Linked DNA regions of Homo sapiens: region 1 is linked to region 2. A link is a loop called in an ENCODE intact Hi-C map of the cell type or tissue named here. Cell type or tissue: chondrocyte. All regions are shown on one strand. Each heading gives the region's core, and the rest is flanking DNA. Links, peaks and the distances in the headings are about the cores only. Region 1 has its middle 33 kb from the start of RPN1. Region 2 overlaps RAB7A (RAB7A, member RAS oncogene family).

What was found. Peaks named below come from ENCODE experiments on the same cell type or tissue, not always from the same donor. Only the 100,000 strongest peaks of a DNase experiment are listed, where the experiment ranks them.
Region 1: it touches region 2 in a loop (2.4-fold over the local background); 47 of 110 quality-filtered maps call a loop at or near these places.

Annotation. Positions count from the first base shown.
Region 1 is chr3:128,615,511-128,619,896 of GRCh38, forward strand. No RefSeq gene overlaps it. Among named protein-coding and RNA genes, the nearest start is that of RPN1, 33 kb to the right of the region's middle. RefSeq lists enhancers at 2,310-2,599, 2,393-2,904, 2,620-2,669. In chondrocyte, for the core only: a CTCF peak has its summit at 2,325 (motif pointing right); a DNase peak (open chromatin) is centred at 2,241.
Region 2 is chr3:128,793,267-128,797,652 of GRCh38, forward strand. It overlaps RAB7A (RAB7A, member RAS oncogene family), which reads left to right. Exons shown (of 6, transcript NM_004637.6): 2 at 2,094-2,154. The coding sequence starts at 2,102. Among named protein-coding and RNA genes, the nearest start is that of MIR12124, 51 kb to the right of the region's middle. RefSeq lists an enhancer at 580-729. In chondrocyte, for the core only: CTCF peaks have their summits at 1,973 (motif pointing left) and 2,174; no DNase peak of the experiment used is centred there.

The DNA of each region.
Region 1 (4,386 bases), core at 238-4,237, 180 kb before region 2:
CAGTCCATTCCACTTCAGAAAGCAGTGTCCAGTAGTGTAAGGTAGGGACATCTCAGCCCACCTGGAGAATAGGGAAGGCTGCCCAGGAGGCGAAGCTTGAACAGGTCTTTGCTGATCTCCTCAGTGCTAATGAAGGCACAGTCTCTCAGGGCTCTCCCATGAGATCACTGCCTTAAGCCCTCAATCCCACCCAATCCTGCTCTACTGGGATCTATTCACTGGCCCCTTCTCTCCTGGATCTTCAGCCTTTATGTCCCTGTTACCTCCTTCCTTCCCATCAGCATTTGAACAGGCTCCTGTCCTTCCCACTGCTACAGACTGAATGTCTGCATCCCCCCAGAATTCTTATGTTGAAACCTAACCCCCAATGTGAAGCATTAGAGGGTGGCACCTTTGTGAGGTGATTAGGCCATGAGGGTAGAGCCTTCATGAATGGACATTAGTGCCCTTATAAGATACATCCGAGAGTTCCCTCATCTCTGCCACCATGTGAGGACACGAGAAGGTGCTATCTTTGAACCAAGCAGCAGGACCTCTCAACACCAAATCTGCCGGTGCCTTGATCTTGGACTTCCCAGCCTCCAGAACTGTAAGAAGCAAATTTCTATTTATAGCTACCCAGTCTATGGTATTTTGTTATAGCAGCCTTAACAGACTGAGACACTCGTCTTAAATCTTTCTGGATTCTATCCCCTGAGTGGAAGTCAAAAAAGGAGTCTGGGCTCCTCCCTCCCCACCAACCCCCACAAGCAAATCCTTCAGATGCTGCGATGGACCCTCCTGATGGCCCTACCTTCTGACTTGCCTTTCCTGATGCCCAGCACTTCTGCTGTCTGCTCCCTTCTGTGTCCCCTGCATTTAGTCCTGGGCCTGTCACACCACATATGGAACTAAGGGCCTGATGGAAGCTGAGACCCTAAAGGGCTGGGCTGGGGGCACCATGAAGGGGTTGGCCATGGTAGGGGACAGGCTGCATCATTCAGCTTTCGCTTCAGGTCTAGCCCAGTTTGAAGGTTCTCTCTTCCCTCCCTGTCATCTCCCACACCTGCCCAGGCAGGTGACAAAGCAGTCCCCAGATCCCAGGCCACCAGCCCCAGAACCAGGCCAGAGTCCCAGAGTCAGGCCCAGCTTCAAAATGGCGCCAGGCCTCATCCAAAGCATCAGGCCTTTGCAGAGGGCCCTGGGGTACACTCGGGGGCATTTCCTGTCTGAGCCTGCGGCCCCCAACCGCTGGCAGCATGGGCTTCCGGCGGGGCTGCGGCCGGGGCCTGCACTATCAGCTCGGCACCAGACGCCCGGTCAGGATACTTGTGGTGAAACTGTGAGGGCGCACTGGGTCCTTTGGGGTTTTCTCCCATGACAGCCTCCAAGACAAATGGAAGAGAGAAAGTGACACCCAGCCCTTCTTCAGCCGTGTTTTCCCCTCCCTGAGCCAGGGTCCAGGTTCAAGGCTGGGGGACTGCCATGAGGCCACCTATGACTACAGGGACATCCCAAAGCTGCAGCCATGGAAGCAGCCAGGGCCAGGCCACTAGGGTCAGGCATCTTGGCCAAGGCTGGACAAAAGGCACTGTGGCCTGGGGATCTGAATGGGAGTGGGAGTGGGTGGGCCACTCCTATACGGCCACATGAGGGCCACAGAGAAAGTACGCTGGGTCTGAGACTGAGAGGTGTCAGGTGTCTGGGGCATGTCACCTTGCGCCAAGGGATGCCCAGCCTGAACCTGGCTTTACACCTAGGGCCCCACTTCACCTCCTCCCTGAGATTTACAAGGGGGAAACTGAGGCCCTGTTTACTACTGGGGAAACCGAGGATCAGGGAAGCGCAGGGCTGCGCGTGGCGTAGGGCGCTCTGTCCCAGCAACCAAAGGATGTAAGCCCGTAGGTGGGGAGGGCAGCACCGGATGCCCCACTGGGCCCAGGGATGCACCCACCACAGGATGCTGGGGGAGCCACCGGCCTTGGCCAGCCCAGCTAGCCCTGTGGCTTTCCAGGGCAGCTGAGAGCCCAGGTCCCCATGGCTAAGCCCCTCAGCAGCCCAGTGGTCCTGAGCCCGCCGACCCCAGACCCAGTCCTAGTCCGGCCAGAGGAGGCCGTTTACGAGCCCACACCCGTAGGTGGCGCCACAGCCGGAGAATTGGCTTTGGTTCTGTTGGAGCCGCGCCGCCTTTAAATTAGCCCCACGCATGCGCGACTTTTCTAGCCCGAGCCCGCCGTCTGCGCCTGCGATTTCGCCCATACTCCCCGGTGCCCGCCTCGTGACGTGCCGCAGTGTTACGAAGGGACACCAGGGCGCAGGCGCAGCTCGCTCCTCAGGCCTGCGAGAGGCCCGCCGGCCCAGCAGAGGGCGCCCACCAATCTGCACGCGGGCCCAGCGAGTTATCTTGATTTCGGCCAAGCTTTCTGACTGCTCCAAAAAACGAAGAAAAAGATTCAGGGAGAGTAAGAGGATGAAGAGAGCTGGTGAAGCAGCTGACCAAATGGCCCGAGGTGGTATGCAGCCGCGGTAAAGCAGGGCCCCTCCGTGAGGCACAGCCGCCCGGGGGTTCCCTAGGGGAAGCAGGGGCTGCGGCAGACGCCTCTCGGGCAGGTCAGGGTATGCACCCTCCCGCAGGGGCTCCCAAGGCCGGGCGTGCGTGAGGCCAGGTCCACGGGCACACCACTGTGAACACTGATTAAACGTGGCCTCCACGGCTTCCAACCCCCAGGACAGGACCAACCCTCTGCCCCCGGCTCAGGCCAGAGCTCGGCGAGACCGTCGCTGTTTAACAAGCATTTGCTATACGCCACCTTGCATTATGACAGCATGTGACCCACACAGCCATCCTAGGAAGCAGGTAACAGCCCTACTCCATTTTGCACGGAAAGACTTGCCTGAGGTCACAGAGAGCGGCAGGCCTGGGATTTCCATCCAGGGATCCGACTGCAGAGCACGACTCTGGAGGGTCTTCCTTCTTGCTCCTCCCATCCTTCCACTGTCCTTGGATCCCCCATTTTCCCCCTGCACAATCTCCTAATCCCTATGTTCAACTTCTCATTTTCAACTGGATCTTTCCCAATGGCATTCAACACACTTGGTGTCCCCAACCTTAGAGTAGAACATTCAAGCAGCACAGCCTCCTGAAGGCCCTCACTCATCCCTTTCCCAGCCTGTTTGCGAAATGCTTTGTCAGGACTCAAAGTTAAGTCTCACTTCCGTCCAATTCCCATCCCCACACCAACACAGTTCTCAAGTCACCAATGGGTAAAAGGCTTCAGTGATCCACTCCTACAGCCAAAAGGCACTGCTCGGTCTCTTCAGCCTCAGATGGTTCACTCCTGGAAACATTTTTCCACTTGGCTTCATGACACCACAGTCCTGGTCTTTCTCGTCCCAGGTAAGGAGAGTCCTGGTCTTTGTCAACCCAGGTGGCCACTATTACTTTGTCGTCTTAATATTCAGTTCTGGATCTCTTCTTATTCTATACCCTTCCTAGGCACTGTCCCCTCCCACAGCCTCCTTCTCACCTTTTCCATAACCATGTCTAGGCCCGGCAGCCCCACATTTACCACTTGCACACCAGACCTTATAATTCCAGGCCTGAATATCCACCTGCCCAGGGACACTCCCACTTGGATGTCCCGAGCACCTCCATTTTGCCATGTCTGAAACAGAATTCAGCATCAGTTCCTCACAACTGGTCTTCTACAGACTTCCCCAGTAATCCCTCAACCCACCTGCCAATATTTAAGCTGTTTGTAAGCCACTCATGCAAACATTCAATAACCCAACTACGTGTCATAGATTGGTCTGAACACCTAGCTGTTAACATAAAGATGAGCATAAAAGACAAAACCCCTGCCCTATTGAAGCTAGTTCAGTAATCACACACATTCCAACCGTGGTATATGAGGTGGAGAAGAGGTACAAAGGAAAACGAGAGGGTACCACAGGACTTGACTGAGTGTGGCAGGCCACGGATGGCTCCCTGACACAGTAACCTTAAGTAACACATCCTGAGGCTGAGCAGGAATTCATTAGGTGGAGACAGGGAGCGAACTCCTGCAGAGAGGAAAGAGGGGCAGAAAGCCTGGCACTCACTGGCACTGTCGATTCCCCACATGACCTTTCAATCCCTTGCCTCTTGAGAGGAACCATCTCTGCTTTGCTCATCACTGTTTCCTTGATGCTGAGTAAAACATGACTCACAGGAAGGATGCAAAAACTACAAAAATGGAGGCCTCACTCCACTACTCCATTCTGTGACATAAGCCACGTCAACTCTTTCAACACTCTGGCACCACTTTCAACACTCTGGTACTAGAATAACTCAGTGTTCTAATATGTAAAATGTAAATGCTTGCCTTGCAAACCTGCTGAGAAGCAAATCCATTATTTAATGAATAA
Region 2 (4,386 bases), core at 209-4,208:
CGCCTTGGCCTCCCAAAGTGCTAGGATTACAGGTATGAGCCACTGTGCCCAGCAATTTTTGTATTTTTAGTAGAGACAGGGTTTCATCATGTTAGCCAGGCTGGTCTTGAACTCCTGACCTTGTGATCCACCCACCTCGGGCCTCCCAAAGTGCCGTTATTACAAGCATGAGCCACCGTGCCCAGCCTTTTCTATTTTTAGTAGAGACGGGGTTTCACCATGTTGGCCAGGCTGGTCTCGAACTCCTGACCTCATGATTTGCCTACCTTGGCCTCCCCTTCTTTCTATTTGAAACTTGCCCCCATTATCATCATCTGATCTCTATCTTGAAATATGATACCAGACCTTAGAGTGTGACATTTAAACTTTGACCAGTCAAAGCGGTCCCTGGGGAGAAAGGTAGGGGAATAGTGGGGCTCCACATATAATGGATAGTTTGGGGTATACCTCTCAGTGCTGATTATGATGGAAGACAGAACTCCAAGTCATCTTATACTGCCCCTAACTAGCACTAGTAAGAACTTTCTAGATGAATGCTGGTGGGCTGAGATACCGTGTCTTCACAGTCCAGCCATGGGCATGAGGCTTTTGGCAGAGAAACAGCTTGACCCTCTGCATAGGTCATGGGACCTGGGGTGTGTGCCTAGCAAACCATCCTCTAGTCTGGCTCCTATTCCCATACTGTTCTTGTAGCCAGAAACAGACTCTGAAGCCATCGAGGATGGTTACTTTCAAGAGCGTAGGCCTTCTTAGCAAATCCTGCCCTTTAGGACAGTAGTCAGGTCTGATATTTCCTTTTAGTTAGTGGTCTTGGGTGTAATACCACCTCTTGAGAAAGAGAACAATTGACAGCCAAGCATCTGGAAAGAGAGGGATAGCTGGATTACCTTGCCTAGGAGCTGTAACCTGCTGCTTCTCTCACTGTCTTCTGGACTCTGTGTTCTGTTACTCATCTCTGTATTTGGCATACCTTAAGATGGTAGCGGCCAGTATTTACTAGTCATCTGCTGTATTCTAGTTACTGTCCTGAGCATTTTATTTATTCAGTCTTCACAGCATTCTTAGGACATAAGAGCTGTCATCTCTATATTCCCTATTCCAACAGAGAAATTAAATGACTGGCTCAAGGTCATATAGCTAAATTAATAAGCGGCAAAACCAGAATAGAAATCCCTGTGGCCTGGGTTCATATCTGCTGCTTAAGTCACTCCCACTATAGGCACTGCTGTCAGCCTTGCCTTCAAAAGGTAGGTGGTTAAAGAGGAAACTAACAAGTAGTTCTTCTGAGTCCCATTCATTTTCTGGAAGTCACTGAGTCATACCCTGGCAAATGAGAGGCAATTACAGCAGGAGCCCTGTCTTGATGAGTAGATAGACCATGCTGTGGCAAGTCCTGGAAGACAGTTGAGCAGAGATCAGGCATTTTTCACATCTTCTGGTTATGAGTAGACAAGGCTGCCTGAAAGATTTTCTGGAAAAGAGTAGTCACTAGAGCTGCAGAGTCAAGTATTCAGACGGTACCCAACATTTAATAAATTTCTACTTGGCATTGAGTATACAGTGGGGAGTAAAACTGTCTTCATGGAGATTGTTAGAAAAGGGATAGACTAGATTAATATAGTACATAAAAATGTCAATTAGTGGTAAGTGCTCTGAAGGAAAAGCAAGCAGAGTAACGGGATAGAGAGCAAATGAGGGGTTATGCTGCTTTAAATAAAGCGGTCACTTCTTTGAGAAAGTGATACTGAAGCAGCGACCTGAATGAAGCAAGGACCAAGCTGTTGAGTAAGTTGGAGCATTAGTTCAAATTGCCAATCCATTCAATTGATCCACCACCCAAGTGAGAGAATACATTCTCTCCAACAGCTTGCAGGGGCAGGATGGCCCTGCTGTGCTGTTCTGCCTCGCTCTTGGGTCCAGAGTTTTGGTGAGTGATACTGTTTTTTATCAGTGCCCCCTGGTGGAAGGAAGATACCTAGCAGGAAGGTTCAGGGCCCTGCACTGTTGGGGCTGCTCAGACATTTGTGCAAGGGAGGTGTTTTGTTTTGGTGTTTCCATCACACTCACAGTGATTTCTCCTTTTCCCCCTTTAGTTTGAAGGATGACCTCTAGGAAGAAAGTGTTGCTGAAGGTTATCATCCTGGGAGATTCTGGGTAAGTTACTCATGAATTTGAGCTAACAGATTGGCTTAGAGCTAAGCCTCTCTGCTGTGGAGCCCACACTGTCCGTGCTGCCACTTCTTGCTTTCATAGTGAGGCTTAGGGCCTTACATGTTTCCCTCCACGGCAGAAATTTAGATGATCCCTTGTTATATAACCTTTTGTTCTCTAGTTTTTAGCATGATTTTTTATGGGGAACGGATGGCTATTTGAACTCAACTAAGGATAGGCATTTTCATGGAATCCCTTTTCTCCAAGCTGGCCAGGCTGGGGAGTCTTCCTTACGTAGATGTATTGCCATTGGCATCTGGCGTAGCAGATGTGCTTTTTTTTTTTTTTTTTGGAGACAGAGTCTCGCTCTGTCGCCCAGGCTGGAGTGCAGTGGCGCGATCTCGGCTCACTGCAAGCTCCGCCTCCCGGATTCACGCCATTCTCCTGCCTCAGCCTCCCGAGGAGCTGGGACTACAGGCGCCCGCCACCACGCCCGGCTAGTTTTTTGTATTTTTGGTAGAGATGGGGTTTCACCGTGTTAGCCAGGATGGTCTTGATCTCCTGACCTCGTGATCCGCCTGCCTCGGCCTCCCAAAGTGCTGGGATTACAGGCGTGAGCCACCGCGCCCGACCCAGATGTGCGTTCTTAGTGCACCATACAGTATCCTCCTGCTGCTGTGCCTGCTTCAGATCTATCTGCAAAAGAGCCTGGGACGGCAGAACTGGGTTCTGATTCTAGATGTGCCACTAACCATGTAGCTAACTCTAATGGCTCTTAAGATTCTGTGGTAGGTTGGGTGAGGTGGCTTATGCCCATAATCCCAGTGCTTTGGAGGCTGAGGGGAGGATTGCTTGAGCCCAGGAGTTGGAGACCTGTCTCTACAAAAAAAATTTAGCCAGGTGCCGTACCTGTAGTTCCAGCTGCTGGGGAGGCCGAGGCGAGAGGATGGCTTGAGCCCAGGAGTTTGAGGCTGTAGCAAGCTATGATCATGCCGTTGCACTGCAGCCCGAGTGACAGAGCAAGACCCCAACTCTTAAAATAAAAAGATTCTGTGGTAGGCTTTTCAGACTTGGCATCTGAAGGGACCCATGAAAGCTTTGACTCATTGGAAGCTTATGTATTTTTAAAAATAACAACAATAGCAAATGCAGGTATGCTTCTTTATTCCAAAGTCCCCTGCCCTTCCTTTGAAAAGCCAGAGGTTTTTCTGTCTTGACTGGCTTATTTGAATCACCTGCAGAACCTTTTTTTGTATGTGTGTGAGAGACAGGGTCTCGCTCTGTTGCCCAGACTAAAGTGAATGGTGCAATCACAGCTCACTGCAGCCTCAACCTCCTGGTCTTAAGCCATCCTCCCACCTCAGCCTCCAGAGTAGCTGGGACCACCAGTGTGTGCTACCACTCCTGGTTAAATTTTTGTATTTTTTATAGAGACAGGGTTCTACCATGTTGCCCAGGCTGGTCTCAAACTCCTGGGCTCAAGCAGTCCACTCGTCTCGACCTCCCAAAGTGCTGAGATTACAGGCTTGAGCCACCATGCCCAGCCTTTGAAGAACCTTTTGTTCGCTAGCATTTGCCCAGCCCCAGACCAGTGGGCTAGGGCCTAGATTTGTGCTCTCTCTCCTACCCCGCAACTCCATCCCCGTCGGGATGGAAAGATAGTGCTTTTAGGCCTGCCTTCCCCAAACTTGTGCAAAAAGTCTCACCAAGCCCTTGTTCGATTCCAGGTTTTGCCACCTCTCACCTTGTAGATTCTGGCTTAGATGGTCTGGGTTGGAAAACACTGCCTTCGGCTGTCTAGGTACCTCCAGGTTCTTTAACACAAATATGAACATGTTCCTTTGTGGCCAAGAAAGGTGATATCACTGGCTATGGGGGGGAAGGTTTTTGTATTAGCTTTAGGTTACCTTAACCTTATCACACAAAAATCACACATTGTCTCTTGCTGAGTTTTCTTACTAGAAAACATATTTGGAGGAGCATTCTTTGAGGTGGATTTGTTTTGGTGATATATTGGTGCTTTTTCTGCTTCAGATTTTAAACTTTAAAGCAGCAAATTGTCTGAGTGGTGTGTGTCTGCTGAAAGCCAAGGTCTTCCTCCTGGTGTTACTTCATCAAGCTAAATAGCAGCCACTAAATGGAGAAACATCTAAGATAGCAGGGATACTGTTGGAATAGCAGAACAGTCTTAATAGTGAAGCTTCTTTTAGAAAGCAGTATATTTGCTGGCATCCT